4 separate regions of the Homo sapiens genome follow, and all the other regions are linked to region 2. Evidence: chromatin contacts called from ENCODE Hi-C or POLR2A ChIA-PET data. All regions are on one chromosome and are shown on one strand. Each heading gives the region's core, a stretch centred on a gene start or an enhancer-like site at or near the end of the contact. The rest is flanking DNA. Distances are from core to core; before and after follow the strand shown.

Region 1 (5,232 bases), core at 2,018-4,517, 7.9 Mb after region 2:
ATGCAGGTTCATCAGAGTTTGAAGAAAAGGGAAAAGGAGATCTGAGAAGTTGCTGGTGGATTTAAGTTGGATCATTTTTAATGTCCTTCAGCAGTCATAGGTAAATAAATCCCTTTTAAATTATATTTTGGCTGTTGAACTACACTTGACATAACTCTACTTGCAGAATAACATCTCAGACTGAACCTCACGGATTATAGCTTCAGTAGTAACAACTACAAGAATTTAAACTTATTATATTTTTCTTTCTACGCTAATCTAAAAATGCTTAATATAAACATATAAACGCATTCTGTATCATCTATATCTTCATAATAAAGCTCTGCTGCAAGATTTTAGTGCCTACATTTGCTTTTGAGTTTACTATCCAATTACTACTATTTGAATTATATCAGATTTGTGTGAGGAAATGGGGGTGGGGGATTCTTAATAGGTAAATGCTGCTTTCCATCACTTCTGGCTGGATAAAAGCTAACCGATTCAAGGAGTTCAAGGAGTTCTGAAGAAGAGAAAAATGTTCAGAATACCTGGAAACTGGAGGAAGAATTAAGAAAAGTCTGGATAAGCCTGGGCGCGGTGGCTCATGCCTGTAATCCCAGCACTTTGGGAGGCCGTGGCGGGTGGATTGCCTGAGGTCAGGAGTTCAAGACCAACCTGGCCAACATGATGAAACCCCATCTCTACTAAAAATCCAAAAAATTAGCCAGGCATGGTGGCAGGCACCTGTAATCCCAGCTATTTGGGAGGGCTGAGGAAGGGGAATCACTTGAACCCCGGAGGCGGAGGTTGCAGTGAGCTGAGATCACGCCACTGCACTCTAGCCTGGGCAACAAGAGCAAAACTCTGTCTTGAAAAAAACGAAAAGGCTGGATGAAAGCTAAATTTACCATTTATTGAGTGTTGACAATGTGCTAGGTACTATTATATCATCTGACACTTTTTTTTTTTTTTTTTTTTTTGAGACGGAGTCTCGCTCTGTCGCCCAGGCCGGACTGCGGACTGCAGTGGCGCAATCTCGGCTCACTGCAAGCTCCGCTTCCCGGGTTCACGCCATTCTCCTGCCTCAGCCTCCCGAGTAGCTGGGACTACAGGCGCCCGCTACCGCGCCCGGCTAATTTTTTGTATTTTTAGTAGAGACGGGGTTTCACCTTGTTAGCCAGGATGGTCTCAATCTCCTGACCTCATGATCCACCCGCCTCGGCCTCCCAAAGTGCTAGGATTACAGGCGTGAGCCACCGCGCCCGGCCGACACTTTTAATCCTTACAAAAACCCTATTAGATTCATATTACTATCTGTTTTTATGGGGAAACTGAGGCTCAGAGAGCTAGAGTCACACAACTGGTAATTAACAGAGACAAGATTGGAACCAGCTGGGACTAACTCCAAGTCTATGCTCTAAACTATTAGGCAATACTGCCCAAATGAAAATGATTACATAGTAATTAAGTATATTAACAAAAAGATGATTTTGTATTCTTACTCTATAAATCAAAAGTCATGTTCAATTGTGGCAAGTAGGTTTTCTGAGAGATTTATCTTCATGAGAGATTTCAATAGATTGGTCTGGAAAACTCTGTGGCAACTCAAGGTAAAGTAAAAGGGAGGAGACGCAAAAACTGCTTTAACACTAAAAATCTGTAAACAAAGTTAATGGTAATCCCTCTATTGGAATGGAAATCCCAAATCAGTAATAATAGCTCATGAAAGCAAGGTGTCAGAAAACTGCTTTGCCAGCAAATCATTTGTCTGTTTAGAGCTCATCATTCTTTTTTCTTTTTTAAATCATCACGGATCAACATTTTTAATTTTTTTTTTTTTTTTTTTTTTTTTTAGATGGAGTCTCGGTCTGGAGTGCAGTGGCGCGATCTCGGCTCACTGCAACCTCCGCCTCCTGGATTCAAGCGATTCTCATGCCTCAGCCTCTGGAGTAGCTGGGATTACAGGCACGCGCCACCACACCGAGCTAATTTTTGTATTTTTAGTAGAGACGCGGTTTCAGCATGTTGGCCAGGATGCCCTGGGTCTCTTGACCTCGTGATCCACCCGCCTCTGCCTCCCAGCGTGCTGGGATTACAGGCATGAGCCACTGCGCCCGGACTTTTTTTTTTTTTTTTTTTTTTTTTTTTTTTGAGACCGAGTTTCACTCTTGTTGCAATGACGCGATCTCGGCTCACTGCAACCTCCGCCTCCCGGGTTCAAGCGATTCCCCTGCCTCAGCCTCCCGAGTAGCTGGGATTACAGGCATAAGCCACCATGCCCGGCTAGTTTTGTATTTTTAGTAGAGACGGGGTTTCTCTGTGTTGGTCAGGCTGGTCTCGAACTCAGGTGATCCGCCCGCCTCGGCCTCCCAAAGTGCTGGGATTACAGGCGTGAGCCACAGCGTCCAGCCAACGTTTTTAATTCTTAAAACTGTGTTTGAATGAGTGTTGGGTTTTTGTTGTTTGGTTTTCTTTGGGGTAAGGCGGTTATCACCTTACACAAAAAATTTACATCATAATATGAAAATGCCCATTGGTTCATTCAAGGAAAAACATAAAGAATTTCTAACAGAATGGATTAATGGGGTGGAAGAAATTTATCCATTCTCTAAAAATTTTTCAAATCCCAAAAACTTTTTTTTTTCATTTTACAAAATATTTACTTCAAACAGTAGCTGGCATTTTGCATTTAAGAGTTCGACCAAAAGGGACAGAAATATAAATTGCTAATTATTAGCAATGGAAATGAAAATGAATCAGAAGTGACAATAAAGATTTCTAAAATTACAAGTCGATGAAAAATGAATTTACTGTAAATTGGTTAACACAAATCGCTGTAGTAACATATCTGCTATGTGAAATTTTTAAAATAAAAACCAGGGCGGAGAAGGGGAGAAGGAGATCTCTTTCCAAGGCCCACCACCCAAATTCTAATTCTTAGTTCACAGATCCAAATAATAATAATGTGTTGTTCTATGACTTCTAGTATTAAAAGTAAATATAAATTTACTCTGCATATTAAACATTTACATTATTCTAGGACTTCTCCTTTAAATTACGATAGTACACACACAAAAACCTTATTTATCTAATTGCCTTTCGTTGGCACATAAAGACAAAGATCGTTTGCAACATAATCGCGTTCTGATAGGTTTGACCCTCTCTAGTCTTCGTAGAAGGTGGCCAAGGTTTCCGTTACCCCGGCGTCCCTCGGGCACCGCGGAAACGAAACTCCATCAGGCTCCGCCCCACGGTCTGCGGAGTGAGCCAATCAGGGCACAGCCTGCGTTGACCGCGTGCCGGGTGTCATGGCGGCCTGCAGGTACTGCTGCTCGTGCCTCCGGCTCCGGCCCCTGAGCGATGGTCCTTTCCTTCTGCCACGGCGGGATCGGGCACTCACCCAGTTGCAAGTGCGAGCACTATGGAGTAGCGCAGGGTCTCGAGCTGTGGCCGTGGACTTAGGCAACAGGTAAGGAGTGACGTGCGTTCACTGTATTGTCATAAGGTGTCTTGTCCAGCCAGCTTGAGCGTATTCATCTCCCAGGGTAGAAACCCGGTATCCCAGCTCTATTTAATCTCTCCTTACCCTAAACCTAAATTCCAAATTTCCCTTTCCGGGTTTGGAATGTGTCTCCTCGGACCCTCCTTCCCGCGCTATGTCGTTCTCTCTGTTGGTGTGTGCCGGGCTTCTTTGCTCCATCCGACTCTGTCCGTCCACCTGACTTCCGATCTCTTTACTTTCCGGGACCACTGGGCTCTTAAGTGGGAAACATTCCACCTAGGAATAACGAGTTGACGTGGGTGAGACGAGGCCCCCCGGGATGCTGGCCCGGACCCTGGAAGCTGGGGCTCTGATGCCCCTCGAGCTGGGACACAGACCTCAGCAGAGGCTCCGGGTGGCTAGTGCACCACGGGTCCCCCACGTCCCACTCCTCGGGCTCCTTCAGCCTCCTCTTCACCAGGAGCCTACCTTGTAGAAGTTGAACACCAGGTCCAGTTCACAGACATTGTGGAAATATTCGTTTAAGACCTGGGAGAGGAAGGCAGAGATGGTAAGAGATGGACAGGGAGAGAGCCACACACGCACAGAGATGGGAACAAGGTCATCAGAAAGAGACAGCAAAAAAAAGAGACCAAGAGGGAGGCAGGGGAGAGAGAGAGACAGTGACAGGGAGAGAGGCAAGGAGACACACAGAGAGAAACAAAAGCAAAGATCGATGCAAAGAGATGGCAAAAGGTCAGGCGCTCACACCTGTAATCCCAGCACTTTGGGAGGCTAAGACGGAAGGATGACTTGAAGTTAGGAGTACAAGATATCATGTCATCCAATCTAATTGATTGCCTAAAGTGTGACCACTATGACCCTGGGTTAGGAGGAAAAGGAAAAGTCAGTTTTTTGAACGCCAGTTATATGATCCTCGCAATCTTTTTAAACCTGTCGTAAAGGTACTATTACCCTCATTTTATAGTTAAGACTACAGAGGCTCAAAAAAGGTTAGATAACTTTCTAAGAGTCTATAAAAAAGTTAGTATTATGGGACTAGGTGGTTTTTGAATTTCTGTTTTTTGCTTACAAAGCCCATACTTTTTTTTAGGGGACCGCTTTTTAAAAAAAAAGTTTGCTTTAATCGTTCTTAGAATAAATGGAATTGCTAATGCAAACTTCATATATCTAAATTTTTTACGTGTACTTTGAAAAAATTTGGACCCCAGTTCATACAAAAAGCAAAAAAATCATTTTGAATCCAGGTCTCGCACTCTAACTTTGATAAGTAGTTGACATTGAACAGGTTAATTCACCATTTTCTTGTGCAAAGTGTGGAGAGTGGATTCCATCAAGGGTCTGCAAACTTTTCTATAAAGGACCAGATAATATATATATTAGGCTTTTTGGGGTACACACTGTGTGTATGTGTTTACAAACCCTTTAGAAATATTTTAAAAAACGGCCGAGCACAGTGGCTAACACCTGTAATCCGAGCACTTTGGGAGGCTGAGGTGGGTGGATCTCCTGAGGTCAGGAGTTCGAGACCAGCCTGGCTACAATGGTGAAACCCCGTCTTTACTAAAAATACAAAATTAGCTGGGCGTGGTGGCAAGCACCTGTAATTCCATTTACCTGGGAGGCTGAGGCAGGAGAATCGGTTGAACCCAGGAGGCAGAGGTTGCAGTGGCAGAGATCGTGCCATTGCACTCCAGCCTGGGTGATAAGAGTGAAACTTTTGTCTCAAAAAAAAAAAAAAAAAAAAAAAA
Region 2 (6,033 bases), core at 2,019-4,518:
AGGCCATGAAGCGCTCTTGAGAACAGTCTGTCTTTGATATGGATTTGCATTTCCACAAAAAGTATTTGTTGAATGAAGGAAGGTTAGGGTATAAAGTATGAACAGATACTACTTCAATGAACAGCAAACTAGGATAAGAAAAGGGGGGCTGAAGAGAGTGAAGATCACTATCTATTAAGTTTAACTTCCCATAAGGTCACCTATATGGTTAGAATAATGCAGTCAATTTTAGTAGCTACTTAAAAACATGTTCACAGTATCACAGTCCTTAGTGAAGGGGTTGTGGCCACCTAATGAACAGTTAATTCCACCTCAGCAGTTTTCTTCTGTGTCTTTGGGGAAATTACTTTCCCAGGTAGGTAATTCCATCTTATTAATGGTAGTATGAGGCTTAGTGTTTGAATGTCTGAAGATGAAACAGAGAAAGAAAAGTCCATGTATGGTTCTTTCTGCTCTTCTGCAACATTGCAGTTGAAAAGCAGGAGGGTGGGAGAGTCCTGCTGACTTTCACAATGTTATAGTGTGAACATAGGTTACTATTCTTTGCTCAGATATCTGGGCAGTGTGCCAAGGTCCAAAAAAGGAACGTCTTTGCTCTTAGCAGGGCACCAATGACTTTCCTGCAGATGCAGGCTCTGTGCTAACTTCTCAGCTATAAAGATTGAATTTAAGTGTCTGTTATTCCACAGACAGAGCCACATATTTCTTTTTCACTTTCAAATTTATATATATTTCTAAATTACATGTATTTCTATAACACAAAAAACTAAGCAGTACCATTTAGATTCCTTCATACAGTTTATTTTGCTGTCACTCCCTACAGACAACAAGCAAAGAATCCTCCGCTTTGAATGAGCTTACAGAAGAAGGCTCTTTTCTAACTCTGTCCATTCACACACCCTCCTGAGGGGGCAGGGAAATTGAGTCATGTGTGAGTTTGCTGTCAGTTCCAGCAAACTGCCAGACAAATTCTTCCTCATGTTCTGTCTCTGTGTTATCTGGCACCCCAGTGACCTTCCAACGGTGGGGCCTTGCTAGGGAAACTAGCTAAGAATCTGGGGCCCAAAATCTCTGTGACCTTGGGAAAATTATCTGACCTCACCAGACTACATTATAAGAGTAGATAATATAATCTCCAAATTCCCTTTTAATTCTACAATTCCAGTATTTTGAATGGCAAGGAATAAAGCTATCAAGTAATCTACATGCTGATAACATATTTGAGTTTGTATATGCAGTATGAACTGGTAACTTCATCCGGAATCTCAGCTAGTAAAAATAAGTTTTCAGGGAGTTGAGTACACTGTCTCTCCCCCGCTGCGAGACCTCACTGCGGTGGTCCCTATAAAAATAAAAATTCAGAAAGACTTGGTAAGTGTAAGACACAATATAGAAAAATGGCAAGAGTGTGAGACTCTTGGAGCAAATCACATTCTCTTTGGGTCTCGATAAACTCCATTTTAAGATCTGAAGTGGGGAGATTCGTCAAGATGACCTTTAAAAGATCCCATTCAGTTCTAAAAGCAAAAAGTCCAAGGTTATCAGATAATAAGTACCTCTGCTTTCTAGCTAAGGTTATTAGGACAGAAACTACCGAAACCATAATTTAAATGACTAATTATGTGACAAAACATTTAGGAAACCTAGGTTTAACACCTACTGGAAATTAGTAGCTGTCTCCACTGGCCCCGTTAGACAGGCAGAGAGAGTAATGCCCTTGCCTTGAAAACGTGTCTTTTCAGGTTCTGGGAAATTTCCAATTCATTCAAACATTTCTCCACATTCTCCAGCCGTTTTAGTATTTTGCAGATAAAGTAGGAAAAACAGTCGCAACTATAAATACAAGCCATTGTATTGATAGTATGAAGCGATTTCTCTGAGTTTGATGACAAATGTCACCTTCAAGCAGTACGCAGATTATTCCTACGCCAGAGTTCCTTCACCAACTCTCCCCCTCCCCCTCTCTTTCAGCAGAGACAAGCGATGGAGATGCAGGTTACCCAGGTCTTCCATGACAAAATGGTTACTCTGTTACATTTAAGAGAGGTGCTTCTGGAATTCACAATATACAGTTCAATAAAGAATATTTGCAGTAGTTATTTAGTTAGTGATGCTGTCACTTCAATATATCCTGGCATTACAAAAAAGGTCAATGAACGGGTTCCAAATAACATTTTGAGAAATTAGATATGGCGGAAACACGTCTGCTGCAAACGCAGATCGTAATCTGGAGCACCTGGTAAATACTACCTTTCCAGCTTTTTGCTTTCAAGGTCCCTGTGACAAAAGCCGTTATAAACACTGTGGGCAAATGAGGAGAAAAAGGGGTTAGGACCCAACCTTTCCCTCCCATCGCAAACCTTATCGTCCTTATCAAACACCGTAACGTCCTTTGGAAAATAGCTGCAGCGTCGCATTTTGTCCTCCCGTCATGCAGCAGGATTAAGATCGCTCCTCTCCCAGGACAACTACTTCTCCAGAGTCCTCCTAAGAGCGCCCCATACCCCGCAAGGTGGAAATCAATCCCTTCCCATTACTGGGTCACTGCGGCAATCCCCAGAAGATGAGTCCGAGCTTGCCAAAGGGCGCGAAGGACAGTGCCTTGCACAGCTGCCTCCCAAAAGTCCCTAAAGTGCAAGAAACCCCACTCAAGGGCGCGAGGGCCAGAGGTGGGCAGGAACCCGGGGCCCACACTCACCATGATTGAAAACTGCGGGGACAATTTCAACAACTGCAAAATGAGCCTCAGAGAGTCAGGTCACCTCTACCGCGGAACTGACTCGGAGAGGGCGAGCGGTGTTAGCGAGAAAAGGCTCCGCTCCCGACGCGGCGCTCTCTGGGAACTGTAGTTTACGCTGCCCTGGTTGTGGCGCAATCTCCAAAGCATTTCCTTCAAGTGTTGAACTACACTTCCCGATACCAGAGGTTTTTTTCAAGCTCTTCTCACTGCGCTCTGCGCCGATTGCAAAGTAGTCCCTGAGGATGAGCCCCTGTGATTGGAGGACGACAACAAACGGATGGTTTGGGCTCAGGAGGAAAGGACCTGCCTGATGGAGCCCGGCAATTGGCGGGAGAGATAGCGTGTGTAACTCTAGGGAGGGGAGAATCACCCCTTAGCGACATCACCCCCACGCGCGTGACTGAGACTGCATCCTCCCATGAGGGTAAACGTGGGAGGTAAAGAGACCTTCCGCTGCGTAAAGCTGGATCGACCCGGAAACAAAATCTTTTAAAAAACGATTGACACTCTGGAGGGGCGGGGGAATTGATAAGTTGGGACGACCGGACAGCTTCTCAGGTTGCTAAGCGACGAGGCGGGAGCGCACGCACACCCTGGCTGCTTTGTAGCACCTGAGGAAACTGTGGCGGCGGCGGCGGCGTCCTGGAGACCCAAGAGACCAAGCGAGCGTGTCGCTCCCTCTCGGGTCCGAGGACCTAGCCTAGGAACCTTCTGCCCGGGGTAGTGTCTGGTGATGAGGCGAGAGTTTTGCTGGGACGCCTACTCCAAAGCGGCCGGGAGTCGCGCTTCTTCCCCACTCCCGAGACAGGTGAGCCCTGGCCCGAGGGCAAGGGGTTTTCTTTTAACCTTAGGATCCGGAATGCGGTTGGTGCGCCGTCCCGCTTTGCTTTTATCCGCTGTGCGGATGCCTGCAAGCTCGCCGGTCCCTTTTCTGAGCGGAGTATGAGGGCTGTGGGAATGCAGCTATTTTGGAGGGGGTGGTGCCCTGGAGTAGGTGCACCCCCGACCCCAAATGGAGCTCTTCCAGAGTTATATCAAAAATATTTATTGAGCATTTACTTTGTAGGAGGTGAGCCTCTCCCTTCCAGGAGGTCACAGTATACGGTTCTAATTTGCTCTAAGCCCTCCGTGAATGTTGAGTTTTGTCCATTCCCTTTTGGAAGAAACAGGATGCGCCTTAAACCATCTTGAGTCTTAAAGTTATGCCAAACAGGCATTTCTAAGGAAAGACTGGCGACTGAAGGGGAGACACTGGTTGTTTAGTCAGTCAGTCTCAGCTGGTAAAACAACTTAAGAGGTTCTCTTTAAAATTAATGCTGCCAAGAGAATTGCTGTGCTTTTTGAAAGCTTGTTTCTTGTGGATGTTAAAAGGAAGATATGATGCTCGGGAGTAGCATACACAGCATATACGTAATGAAAATGAATAAAACATCTCTATTAGATAACATTGTTAGAACTTCCGTTTTTTCTCTGTCACTGATAAATGAATGCCAAGTAATATCTTTCAATTTTTCTCTATTTCAGTTTGGAGGATTTGCTATTTTTGGAAAGAAATGTAATGCTTTACTTTTAGCATTTATTAATATCATACCTGAATGACTCTCCTTGTATCTCTTTATTCATTTGGCTCTCAGACAACATACTTTCCTGGTTTTCCTCTTTTGTTACTGGTTCTCAGTTCTGCGGAGTTTCTAAATTTTTTTTAGTTGTGATCTCTTAACATTGGGGTGCCTGTATTCTCTGTCTATACTAAATCCCTCAGTGAGCTAATTCATAAGTTGCATCACTTCAAATGCTACTTTTAATGTCAAAAACTCTCAAATTTATGTGTCTAGTCCTGAATTAGTAGGTGTGCATTATTCTCAAACCTAGGTTCTCTGAGTTTTACTTTTTACTCTGAGCAGTTACGAAAAATTTCTTCCATTATCCTCCTAAATGAATTCTTCTACTAGCTGCTAACAGAAAGATTTTTCCATGTTGTTGTCCTTAAAAATATCATGATTTTACCTAATGTAAATGACGAGTTAATGGGTGCAGTACACCAACATGGCATGTATACGTACATATGTAACAAACTTGCACGTTGTGCACATGTACCCTAGAACTTAAAGTATAACAAAACAATCTCATGATTTTTGTCCTCGATTTACAGTGAATTTTACAAGGGAGACTTTTTATAACCAGAATTCTCACTGCAGTCCTATAGCAGGACAGGACATTCCCATACTCCAAGAAGGCCACAAACATGTAAGCCCCCGTATTCCCATCCAGTCCAGATATACAGAATTGAAGTCACCTGTGTGGTAGTTCACGGGCCTTGTTCTGTTTATTGCTAGTTGCCCTTGTAAATCAGGTTAAGGAGCATATTAGCACTGATTGTAAGTTACTTTTCTCAGGTAATATAATACACTGCAAGAGAAGATGTTTGGTAAGGTGGGTATATCAGCACATTTCCAATTATACTAATAAGATTGTCTGTGTTCTCTTCCTTTTGAACCGTCTTTGGTAATAGCTAATGTCAAGTAGCACAATATGTCATTGCACTTTCACTGTGAGTTTGAATCTCCAGGTGGTTTGTGAATGTGTTGCAGACATTCATTTTTTGTTAAGGCAACAAACAGAGCATTAAACTGTTATGCTATATTTGGAGTTATGCTTAACATTTTTTTTGCCCAGCCTCGCGTTATTTAGTAAGGTAATATTTAATTCAAATTGTAGAAAATGTTTGAAATACCATTCTAACAACATCCAGCAAAGATATTAAAGGATCATTAAGTTTCAAATCTCTGAAATAGAATGTTGGCTCTTGATACCCAAGGCACTTTGGAACTCACAAGATCTTATGCTTTTTTATAGTATACAATTATTTAACCACAGCTAGGCGTGGTGGCTCACACTTGTAATCTCAGCACTTTGAGAGGCTAAGGCCGGAGGACTGCTTGAGTCGAAGAGTTTGAGACCAGCCTGGGCAATATACTGAGACCTTGTCTCTACAAAAAATTTTTAAAAAATTAGCTGAGTGTGGTGTTGTGCACCTGTAGTCCCAGCTCCTCAAGAGGCTGAGGTGGGAGGGTTGCTTGAGCCCAGTAAGCAGAAGTTGCACTGGCATCACTGCACCCCAGCCTGGGCGACAAAGGGAGATCCTGTCTCAAAAAAAAAAAAAAAAAAAGAAAATTATTTAACCTCATATTAATTTTATCTCTAGCATATATAAAATTGTTATAGATCTAGTTAAAACTCATTCATCTTAATGTTTTCTTTAATGAAGTTCTATTACACTTTTAAGCTATTTT
Region 3 (6,036 bases), core at 1,743-4,242, 5.5 Mb after region 2:
CCAAGATTCCCTCAACGGAGGTATTTTATCAACTCCTTAATCTCCTATAGAAATAGATGTGATCTCAAGTCTCAAGTGAGTACATTTAGGAGAATTTATCCTTGAGGGTATATTTTTAAAAATCACTACTATTTTCCTTATTTTATTAATCAATCTTTTAATGGATATCCCCTCCTCATTCCAACTCAATGATCCATTAAAGTTCAGTGTAATTTTTAAATGCTTAAATGCAATGTAAAGGCCTATCCAGCCCATGGTTCCTTACCTGTACCACAGATCACAGAAAATAATTTTGAGTGTTTATTTTTTCAATTATCCCAAGAATGGCACATCCCTAGGGACCACTCTAGATGCACGAGAGAGAAGTTAATTCATTTCACAGAATAGATGCCTTAAGTTTTATCTATGAATTCTCCAGTAGAGCCCAATTAAGAAATGACTAGACTCTTGTATTGCCTAAATATTGATTAAGATTCACAAACAGAAAGTGTTTTTATCTATACAGTTGTGGTTTCTCATCTGAAAAAAGCATGTTTCTAAGAAAACAAGCTCTCAAAAAAAAAGAAAGTTAGCATTTTGTCTGGCAGATTGTATAATTATGCTCTAAAAAGACTTCTAAGATTTACTCAGAAAAACATGGACAACAAGGAGTGGGTCAGTGATGTCTTGAACCTAGACACTGTACTCTATTATTACTTAATCGAGTACAATCATGAATTTTAATAAAGTACACATATGAATTCCATATTTCCATTCTTAAAATACCACTAAGTAATCACGGTTACAGTCACAGATATAAGAATAATTGTTAATTTAAGGTTTTACTTTACCTAAATATATCAATCCAAATCCTCCAGAGCCAATCTTCTTGCCCAGTACCCACTGATTGCCTTCCATATCATCCAGAACCTTGCCTTCTGGAAATGGAATAGGAAGTTTGTATTTTTCATTTCTTTTTGGTGGCATCACTTCTGTTGGCAGAAGGGGTGAGATAAATGGGTAAAAAGAAAAACAAACAAACAAAACTCTTAAAATACACTTCCCAAAATGTCTTCAATAGGGAACTTTCCCAGGTTCCCAGAAATTAGGATTCTAAAGTTAATTCAGTTTGGAAAAGCCCACACATTATATTCAAATTAGAAATTCACATACATTACAATACTGAGATCTAAGAGGTATAGATATTTTAAAAAAACAGAAGCAAACTAACCAAATTTCATCCAAAATTCATTTCGGGGTTCTATAGCACATATTAACAGTGCAGGACACACCTTAAGAAACACGAAATTAACAATTTCCAATGAAGAAAGAAAATAAATTTCATGTACATGGAAATATTGCTGTCACTGAGAATGTAAAATGTTAAAAGTGAGAAGGTCTTCAGTCACTAGAAAAGAACACAGGATTGGATTGGGAAGACACAGACAATGGCAATGGACATCTCACCACCGTGATACTAGGTACTCAGTAAACATTTGTTAAATGAGCCAGGGATTTTCACGGATATGTAACTTAGCAGAATACTAGGCCATCAGTTCTCGGGCTGCCAAAATATTCTCAGCATTTTGTCTTCTTACCCTCTTTCTCAGTTTATCACAGTGAAAACAGTCCTGCCTTAGAGATTACAACTGTGCCACCAACAACAAAAGCATAATCTCCACAGCACAGCCATGCAACTTTAATCAACTAATTATAATTGTACATAGGTTAGCAAATTTCTCAATGGGAAATTCTGAGTTAAAAGAGAAAATTTCTTAGGGGAAAATACATATGCCAGCATACATGCCTGAAAATAATTTAAATGTGAAGGTAACCATGATCCTCTAAGTATTTAAAACTATTAAGAGTTTCTGACATGAAAGTTAATTAAAAACGTATATACGTAAATGTAAAGTTTTCTTAATATAATCTTCCTAGCTTCCATAAAAGAAAGTATCTGTTTTTCCTTTAACGGGTTTTTCCTCCTTCACTTAACTGCTTTTTTACTTAGCAGTATTGTCCCAGGTAGAGTCGCTGCGTGTATCTTTAACAATATTCACCTTCCTCCTGATAGGCACACAAGGGCTGGGAATTTGGATGGTGAACTATGCCTAGAGCATTGATTGTATCATAAAGCAGGAAAAGTTTTTGTGGAGGTTTCCCTTGACCAGTACATTATATAGGCTGGTGCCTATTACAGATTTACTGATTTAAAACTTAAAGTCTCCAAAGTGTAAACTACTGATTAAGGAATAAATTCTAAATAATTATAAAAAAGATAAATACACTTTGGGGCAAGGCAGCGGCCTCAGGGCTTGAGGCGGTAAGGGAGACTCTACGAAATGTACATCCTGGGGGCGAGTCCCGAGTTCATCTGCCAAGGGAAACGACAGCCTCTCAGGGCCCGTCCCTGTCAGGGGTGTCCCTTCGGCTTCTGGGTACCTTCCCAGGGCTAAGATGAGTCCTCAACACGAGTTTCCGAGCAAACTGGTACCCAGGGGTTAACATGTGCCTGGGCTGACCTCCAACCCCGCCGCGGCCCCTGACCCTGCGGAAGGTAACGAGAAGCAGCGCGGCCCAGCCGCCTGGTCCGTCCGCCCTTAGCACGCCGGGGACCTACGGCCAACCCCGCGCCCCAACTTCCCGCCACAAGTTCTCTCTGCACCGGCAAAAAGAGAAACTCCACCCACTTTTCCGCTAACACGTCGGACCCGCTTTTGGCAAACGTGAGTAGAAGGGGACGCCTTGTTCTCACTCCCAGCGGGGAAAAAAGAACCAAACGCGGAAGCAGCGACTCTGCCCGGGCCGGAGCTGAGGCCCGGGGGCTGGGACGGCCCGGAGTCCCCGGCATCTAACTCCGACGGCAGCCCTTTTCCGAGCGGGGCCGCGGCTCCGGCACTGCAAGCGGAGGTGCCGCCCGCCACCCAAGACCCCAGAGCAAGAGACTGACCGGGCCTCAGGATCCCCCGTCGCCGGGCCGCGCGCACCGCCTCCTACCTGCCGCTGCGACGAGGCGGAGCCCCCGGGCCTACAGTCCCGCGGGGAGGCGGGCCCAGCACTCGAGCCTGCCCTCCCTAGGACCTGCCTAACTTCTCTCCAGCTGCGTCGGCCTCGCAGTGCAGCGGCCCGCGGAGCCTCACACAGGCCGCAGCCGGTTCCTTTCAGCGGCCTGTCCACGCCCCGGAGACGCCCAGGGGAAGGAGAGGGCGCGGCTACATGGGGAATGGGAGCTGTGTTACTACCTCCACCCTGGCCCGCCAGCGTCTGGACGAAGAACCGCCGCCAGACCAGTTTGGTACGAAATAAGCACGACATGCATTTGTGTAGGAGTGTTAGATCTCCTGTACCACAACCTGAGTACTACGAGCTTCCAAATGGCTAGTCCTTACCGAGCTCTCGCCGAGCAACTAACTATTGGTACTAGCGAAGACTCCAGTTAGGAGGGCCTGTATGTAACTCACCGCGTTTAAGTTCTCAAAGGCATATTGGTTCAGGACCTATTTCTGCCATTAATCGTAGGATAATTTAACACCGTAATTAACAAACTTCAGGTTTTTTTGTCTGTGAAATGGAAATAACCCTTGTTGTTAGATTATAAGGTTATTGGTTATAAGATTATGACAATAAGGTGAGGACTTTATTAAGCAGTTTTCTAATACATAAAGACTCATAGTGGCCAGGTGCGGTGGCTCACGCCTGTACTCCCAGCACGTTGGGAGGCCGAGGCGGGTGGATCATCTGAGGTCAGGAGTTTGAGACCAGCCTGGCCAACATGGTGAAACCCTATCTCTACTAAAAATACAAAAAATTAGCCAGGCGTGGTGGCGGACGCCTGTAATCCCAGCTACTCGGCAGGCTGAGGTAGGAGAAGCGCTTGAACCCAGGAAGCAGAGATTGCAGTGAGCAGAGAGCGCGCCACTGCACCCCAGCCTGGGCAGCAAGAGGGAAACTCAGTCTCGAAGGAAAGAAAAAAAAGACTCATAGTAAGCTTATATTTTAGACTAAACCAAACAAATGCTTAGACAAAGATTATTAATACGTCAGCATTCTACATAGTAACCACCAATAATTGGTTGGGATACAAATACTGAAAGGAAAATTAGAGCCCTTTAATGACTTTGATAGAATAAGGAATTGGGGCTCCCTACATCTTTCAGACTGTCACCAAAATGAAAGATGGCATGAGAAGACGTTTCTAAAAACAAACAAAAAAGTATTTTTAAAGAAACAGTCCATAGAATAATTGTGCCCTTAGTCATTCACTGGTCCAACAGTGTCCTTTCTTATTTTCTTAAGATATTTATATAACAGATGCATAATTACAGATATTTATGTAACAGATGCATAATAATCCTAATATCCATATTGGGTACTCTTTCCTCCTTTCCAAATTTGTTTAGCTTTCCACCACTTCCCCGGCTCCCTTTTGAGAAGAAACAACTCCAGTAGCAACCACAGCAGATTACTTGTAGGTGGTTCCTCTCCCTACAGGCATGTATCCAGTGTTAGTAAATCCTGTTGGCTCAACCTTCAAAATACATCCAGCATCTATCACTTAGCACCCTTACCTGCATTCTGGCCCAAACCATATTTTTTCTCTAGGTAATTGTATTACCCTCCTAAATGTTTTATACCCTCTTATCCCTTTAGTCTGTTCACAGCAAGCAGCCACATGATCCTTAACGCTTAAATAATTACTGAGCTTAAAACAATTCAGTGTTATTCCAATTTACTCACAATTAGCCAGTCTTCGCTATGACTTTAAACAGCATTTCTCAACCTGGGCACTATTGACAGTCAGCCTGGATAATTCTTTGTTGGGGGTTTGGGAGAAGGAGGAGGATTGAGAGATAGGCTGTCCTGTGCATTGTAGGATATTTAGCAGTATCCCTGGTCTCCTCAGCACTCCCTCCCACACAAGTTAACAACCAAAATATCCCCCAACATGACGAAATTTTGCCAAAATTGCCAGTCGTTGAAAAGAACACTGATCTACCTATTATGCACTCCCACTCCCCAATGTCCTATTACTCTCTTCAACCACAGTGGCCTGCTGTTCTCAAGAACTTTTCGCATTTACTGCCACCTGGACCACTCTCCAACCTGGTATCCGTATAGACTGCTCCATCACTTCCTTCAGGTCTTTATTTAAAAGTCAGTTCAGTGAGACCTTTCCTAAACATCCTATCTGAAATTTCAGCTCACCCACAATATTTCGTAGCCTCTTTCCCTGTATTTTTCCCAGTACCTACTGCTATACAGCAATATATTATACAGTTTATTATTTATTTTGACAAAAGACAATCTTTTTCAGTAAATTGTATGTTTCATGAGGTCAGGCAACATTTTTGCCTGTTTTCGTCACTACTGTATCCCCAACCCCTAGAAAGGATATGGGCAACCATTTCCTTCTTCAATGAATAAATGAACCATGCTGGCCCCATTCCAATTCCCATGATTGGTTTAGACAGTACAAAATAAGCATGTGCTGAGTCTAGGTAACGAGGTGAAAAGAAGTTTGCTGGACACATTCTTGGAAGAGATAGTCTCTGATGTGATGGTTAAAATGGCTGCAGTCATCGTGTGACCACAAAGATGGGAAAAAGTACTAATCTAAAGCCCCAGGAATGGCAGAATATTCAACAAATGTTAGAACAGCTAGACATCCATATATACAAAAAAAAGAAGAAAGAAAGAAACCTCAACCCTTAATTCACACCCCATGTAAAAATTTACTTGAAACTGATCATACAGCTAAATCTAAATACAAGATCTAAATCTCAAACTTTTTAGAGAAAACCTAGCAGAAACTCTATATAATCTTTAAATGTGTGCACTTATAAAGTATAAAAAATTTAAAAGCTGGAAACCTAAAAGAAGAAATTGACAATTTAACTTCATCAAAATGAAAAACTTTTGCTTTTCAAAAAATACTAATAAGTTACCAAGGATTTGGAACAACTTGGAACTCTCTTATATTGCTGTTGATGGTACAGCCACTCTGGAAAACAGTTTGGCAGGTTCTTATAGTGTCAAACATATAATTAACATACAACC
Region 4 (5,630 bases), core at 3,131-5,630, 8.1 Mb after region 2:
ATGTAAATAAAACAGTAGTTTGTATAAACCCTGTGATCTTATTCTAGTTCTGAGTTTAGAAAGGTCACTTTGAGTTGCATCAGTTCATTAATGCCTCAAATTATCATTTTTCAGGGTTGCTCTCAAAAAGAACTCATATGTGATGAATTATCTTTCTACCTCTCACAATGTCTAAAATATTACACTTTGTCAATCAAACATTCAAATTTAAGTGAGTGTTTAACCCTGGGCATTTGTTAAAACTGTATGTTAGCAGAATAACACAAAGCAAAAACCTGTGATGTATGGGTCTTTGCAAGAGGAGAAGTGCATGCTTCTTGAAATTGATCTTCATTAATTCCAATTTCTTTGAGGTAACCTTCTAACAGCTTTTCAACCTAAAAAAACAAAGTTTAACTTTTATAATTACATAGAAAAATTCTACATGACAGTTTGCATATTAAGTATTTAGTTTAGAAAAGTATCATCGAATTTTTTGCAAATATTAATCTACATATTACATGACAGTGACATTGTCTTTCACCAAAACACAAATTAAAAGTTAATATTTTTGCTGAAAATCACATGAAATTGTATTTCTTCTAATAGAAATAGTTGAAGTCAGGATTATGAAGTTCAATGTGGTACAACTCTTCTGCTACCCAGAGGCATTTTTTTTTCTTCTTTTCTTTTCTTTCTTTTTTGAGATGGAGTCTCACTCTGTCACCCAGGCTGGAGTGCAGTGGTACGATCTCGGCTCACTGCAACCTCTGCCTCCCAGGCTCAAGCAATTCTCCTGCCTCAGCTTCCTGAGTAGCTGGGACTAGAGGCGCCTGCCACAATGCCCGACTAATTTTTTTTTTTTTTTTTGGTAGAGATGGCGTTGCACCATGTTGGTCAGGCTGGTCTCGAATTCCTGACCTCAGGTGATCCGCCTGCCCTGGCCTCCCAAAGTGCTGGGATTATAGGCATGAGCCACCACGCCTGGCCTTTTCTTTCTTTCTTTCTTTTTTTTTTTTTTGAGACAGAGTCTTACTCTGTTGTCCAGACTGGAGTACAGTGGCACAGTAATGGCTCACTGCAGCCTTGACCTTCTGGGCTCAAGAGATCATCCTCCCACTTCAGCCTCCCAAGCAACTGGGACTACAGGCACATGCCATCATGACTGATTAATTTTTGTAATTTTTATAAAGATGGAGTTTCACCATGTTGCCCAGGCTGGTCTCGAACTCCTTGGCTGAAGCAATCCACCTGCCTTGGCCTCCAAAGTGCTGGGATTATAGGTGTGAGCCACTGAGCCCCACTGCCAGAGGCATTTTTTAAAATCACAAGACAGGCTGGGCAGTGGCTCACACCTGTAAACCCAACACTTTGGGAGGCCCAGGCAGGTGGATCACTTGAGCTCTGGAGTTCCACACCAGCCTGGGAAACACAGAGAAACGCCATCTCTACAAAATACAAAAAAATTAGCAGGGCATGGTGGTGCACACCTGTAGTCCCAGCTACTCAGGTGGCTGAGATGGGAGGATCGCTTGAGCCTGGGGAGGTTGAGGCTGCAATAGGCTGTGATAGTGCCACTGCACTCCAGCCTGGGTGACAGAGCAAGACCCTGTCTCAAAAATAAAAAATAAAAAAATCACATGACAACCATGACGAAGTGAATAATTAATATGTCCCTGGATGCGTCAACAAAATAAGAATAAGATATAAAGAATACATGCAAGAACCCATAAAGAGTTGTAAAACCATTCCTTAGAGTAGAGGAGATAAGTCATCCAAATGAGATATTCAGAGCACCTGTGGAGACAGATATAACTGGCACTATTGTTAAGGTAGATTGGATTTTTGTAAAATTAAGGATTTTTAATGTAAAAATATTTTTCTTCATTTAGAAAAGCTATAAGTAGTATTAGCCTAATTACTTTTAAAAATCAGTGAAAAAAAATACTCACTAGTTCTTTGTATTCCTGATGAATCTCTGTATAGGTCAATTTGCTTTCTTCTTCATCATCAAAAACTAAATTTAAAAGAAAATATTACATAGTGTAAAAACCAAATCATTTTATTAATGCAAATTTAAAAATCCACTCCTTCCAAATAGAACTGTCAACCTAGCTCTTCAGCTTTGAATTCTTAGGGTTTATCTTTTAAAAATATATAAATGAATATATCTAAAAATATATACTATTGGCCGAGCACTGTGGCTCATGCCTGTAATCCCAGCACTTTCGGAGGCCAAGGTGGGTGGATCACCTACGATCAGGAGTTCGAGACCAGCCTGGCTGATGTGGTGAAATCCCATCTCTACTAAAAATACAAAAATCAGCCAGGCGTGGTTGTGCGCGCCTGTAGACCCAGCTACTCGGGAGGCTGAGGCAAGAGAATTGCTTGAACCCAGGAGGCGGAGGTTGCAGTGAGCCAAGATTGCACCACTGCACTCCAGCCTGGGCGGCAGAGTGAGACTCCATCTCAAAAAAAAAAAAGAAAAAAAAATATACACACACACACACACACACACACACATATATACTATTAATTGTAAACAAGCTTTTTTGCCTACTTGAGAAAATATTTAAAATGAATACTACCTCATATTTAAGACAAAAACACATTTCAATCAATATGAGGCAATAATTTCTTCATAACTTTTAATGTAATATTATTGTTAATGGTTAAATCCTTTTACAATAGGTTCCATATTATTTTATTGTACTGGAATTTTGCTGATGTAAATGTTACTGAAAGTGACCAGGCAATTTTTGTTACCACAGATAAATAATGAAGTTAAATAAAATCAAAACAAGTGTTTACTGAATGATCATATGTATAAAACAATGCAGTGAGCCAAGATCACGCCACTGCACTCCAGCCTGGGCAACAGAGCGACACTCTGTCTCCCAAAAAAAAAAAAAAAAAAGGAGTACAAATACAAGTTATTTTGTTTTTGAACATTGTTAAAAAATTACCTGTAAAAATAACACTTTAATAACTACGATTTGAATATTGATTATAGCAATGAAAATGTAATGAAAAGATTCAGTGGTCAAACTGAATTTCATCTTTACCAGATTCATGATATCTTGGAATTTAAAGAAGTCTTAAAAGGTCATCCAGGATAACCGACCATTTGATAGCTGAATAGCTGAATCCCTCTAACCCTATTAAGTCGCTATCAGATCCATTCAAACACTGCTGGAGCCGGGAAGCTCATTACCTTCTGAGGCTGGCTAACTCATCTTGGATACATTCTATCATGAAACACTTCCTTCACTGAAATTTGTTTCCCTGTAGCTTGTACCAACTGACCCTAGCTCTATTCTACTCAACCTTACAACACAAAGCAGATGTTCAAATAATTGATGAATACTACTACCCTCAAAGTCTTGCCCGATTAAACAACCACAATAACGCTTGGGCACTCATTTATATGACGTGGTTTCTGGTTCCTTTTCTGCGAATGGGCTGCAAATAGTCTCCACGAACTGAATGCAGAACTCCAAGCCTGAAGAACTGCTCAGAACCCGGAGATGCCTGTCCTTCACGGGGAATATTATGCCATATCTATACGCCTCATTTGTTCCAAGAATGGTCCTGCCCCACCTCGCCAATTTTTGGTATAGCGAAGAGTAGAGAGCTCACCAAGGGGAACACAGGCCACCAAAATCACCGGCTCTGGGCTTCCTGGAGTTATCACATGCCCTCCTTTGCAGTTAACTGTTGGTTTGGAGTGAAATCATTTCTCATTTCCTAAGCTGACTACACCGGGCGAAATGCTAGGGATCATAAGGAACTCAGGTAAACCGACGCTTCTCCTCTCAAGTCTGGCAAAGCTGTTGAAGAAGCCCAGCCAAACAGTCCACCTGCCGAGGGCAGAAACGTTCGGGACAGGGTGAGAGACCGAATTTACGATTCAAGTCTAATGTTCTTCGGACGTGCGCTTCGGCCCCAGAGAAGGGGAGTCTCGGTCCCCGTTTTCAGGTCTGCGAAGGAACACATTGGCAGGGTGAAAGGAATTCCTCCCACACAACCAGCTCTAAACCTGATGACGCGGGTGGAGAAGGTGGTGAGGGGAACGAGACCTTGCGACAGGGGTGGAGACAGGGGGTCGGGGAGACGAGAGATGGCTTGTGGTTACCAACCCCCTGCCCGCCGCTGGTGTGAGAGAGGAGAAAAGGATTGTCGGTTCGGGCTCTGGTTTTTACCTTCACATTTCTGTTCCACAAAGTCCAAGATGGGGATGGACCAGTCTGGGCCTCGCAGGAACCCCGCGATGCTCTCCACTACCCACTCCACCTCGTCTTCTTCTTCCGCAGCCATCCCGCCCCAAAGGGGCAACGGGGAAGATCCCTAGGCCAGACCGCCGGACCCCGGTTAGGCCTTTGGGCCACAAGGAGCCGAGAGGGAGTAGGGGAAGAGCTGGCCCGCAGTCGCTCAGCCCCCAGGATAGAAGCTACCAACCAGTTAATGCAAAATGGTCGCTATGGCAACACACGTAGCCGCCCTAGACCGCGGCCCGGAAGTGAAGACAACTTTCCAGGAGCCTGCGCACTTAGCGGGGAGGGCAAACGTTTGAAAAACGTTTCTGATTGGTTAAAAAAGAACAGTGGACGAGGGCTGAGAAAAGAAGTGTAGCTATTGGCTGGAAGTCATAGACAGATTGCGCTCTCTCTTCTGATAAATGCGTAGGAGCCAAGGTTTAGAAAACGCGCAGTAGACGGGCGCGGTGGCTCACGCCTGTAATTCCAGCACTTTGGGAGGCCGAGGCTTGCGGATCACCTGAGGTCAGGAGGTCGAGACCAGCTTGGCCAACATGGTGAAACCTCGTCTCTACCAAAAATACAAAAATTAGCCTGGCGTGGTGGCGCCGCCTGTAATCCCAGGTACTCGGGAGGCTGAGGCAGGAGAATCGCTTGAACCCGGGAAGCCGAGGTTGCAGTGAGCCACTGCACTGCAGCCTGGGAGACTGCGTCTCAAAAGAAAAACAGGAAGAAAGAAAAGAAAAAAGAAAAGGCTCAGTGAGGGTCTGAGGTAACCGGGTCTCCACCTGACAGGGCTTCAGCGGCTGCAGTTCATCATTGTATCCCCAGCACCTCAGTCCCAACCATTTTCAGACCATTGGCCCAGAGGCGTTTGTAATTAAAGGGTTGTCTGAAAATACAAAGCCGAGCTGTGTGAGACTCGCTGATTGTCTTACGGTCAGTTTGCATCTGTATCTTCAGGCGGGTCTTTAATCTCTTACGCTTGGATAAAGATAACTAGAATTAGGAGCTTTTCAAGGGCAAGAGCAAAGTTAATACTCACTTAAATAAATGCCTTGGTAACCAAATCTTATTATAACTCCAACTCAGCATTTAGGTGGAGTCCATTGTGGAATGGGGTCTTCAGTGGTCATTGTGAAGGTGTTTGGAGTCCCAAAATATCTTCAGACAACCATATATATATATATATTTTTTACATAAATAGGATTATATGTACAGTTATGAATTTTTTTCTTATATCTTTATCTTTTAAAAATATAAATTTGTGCTTTCTTTGCAACTGCATAGTATTCCATAAACCATCCTTTAGTCTATTTTTATTTTGTGAATGTGCACACAGTATCTTACCTGAATGCATGAAGATGATCATTATGTGCCTTTTTTTTTTTTTTT

What was found. A loop is a pair of places that touch in the nucleus more often than their neighbours do. ChIA-PET counts read pairs that join two places held with the same protein, here RNA polymerase II (POLR2A). Pooled maps may share reads with other maps.
Region 1: a loop to region 2 is called in a map of naive thymus-derived CD4-positive, alpha-beta T cell, with 21 times the contacts of the local background. The contact joins the promoter of PNPT1 here to the promoter of WDPCP in region 2. A Hi-C loop is called at or near these places in 2 of 168 maps with a recorded cell type or tissue (both naive thymus-derived CD4-positive, alpha-beta T cell), 1 of 37 single-sample maps with no recorded cell type and 8 of 50 pooled maps.
Region 3: a loop to region 2 is called in a map of CD8-positive, alpha-beta T cell, with 9 times the contacts of the local background. The contact joins the promoter of VRK2 here to the promoter of WDPCP in region 2. A Hi-C loop is called at or near these places in 4 of 168 maps with a recorded cell type or tissue (CD4-positive, alpha-beta T cell, CD4-positive, alpha-beta memory T cell, CD8-positive, alpha-beta T cell and 1 more), 1 of 37 single-sample maps with no recorded cell type and 9 of 50 pooled maps.
Region 4: a map of naive thymus-derived CD4-positive, alpha-beta T cell shows a loop between it and region 2 (30-fold over the local background). The contact joins the promoter of CFAP36 here to the promoter of WDPCP in region 2. A Hi-C loop is called at or near these places in 1 of 168 maps with a recorded cell type or tissue (naive thymus-derived CD4-positive, alpha-beta T cell) and 8 of 50 pooled maps. POLR2A ChIA-PET finds 5 or more read pairs at or near these places in 1 of 52 experiments (CD4-positive, alpha-beta T cell).

The regions. Positions count from the first base shown.
Region 1 is chr2:55,691,879-55,697,110 of GRCh38, reverse strand. It overlaps PNPT1 (polyribonucleotide nucleotidyltransferase 1), which reads left to right and starts at 3,267. Exons shown (of 28, transcript NM_033109.5): 1 at 3,267-3,448. The coding sequence starts at 3,288. RefSeq lists enhancers at 3,078-3,227, 3,258-3,317, 3,328-3,447 and a silencer at 4,018-4,077.
Region 2 is chr2:63,585,712-63,591,744 of GRCh38, reverse strand. It overlaps WDPCP (WD repeat containing planar cell polarity effector), which reads left to right and starts at 3,268. Exons shown (of 18, transcript NM_015910.7): 1 at 3,268-3,548. The coding sequence starts at 3,474. It overlaps MDH1 (malate dehydrogenase 1), which reads right to left and starts at 2,782. Exons shown (of 9, transcript NM_005917.4): 1 at 2,699-2,782. The coding sequence starts at 2,701. RefSeq lists enhancers at 2,752-3,071, 3,583-4,103.
Region 3 is chr2:58,043,762-58,049,797 of GRCh38, reverse strand. It overlaps VRK2 (VRK serine/threonine kinase 2), which reads right to left and starts at 2,992. Exons shown (of 13, transcript NM_006296.7): 1 at 2,930-2,992; 2 at 831-971. The coding sequence starts at 966. It overlaps LOC107984043 (formin-2-like), which reads left to right and starts at 2,565. Exons shown (of 3, transcript NR_171623.1): 1 at 2,565-3,274. RefSeq lists a silencer at 2,740-3,009 and enhancers at 2,613-3,168, 3,160-3,279, 3,169-3,724.
Region 4 is chr2:55,518,468-55,524,097 of GRCh38, reverse strand. CFAP36 (cilia and flagella associated protein 36) reads right to left here and starts at 4,380. Exons shown (of 10, transcript NM_080667.7): 1 at 4,182-4,380; 2 at 1,932-1,996; 3 at 276-377. The coding sequence starts at 4,296. RefSeq lists enhancers at 3,600-3,849, 5,030-5,079.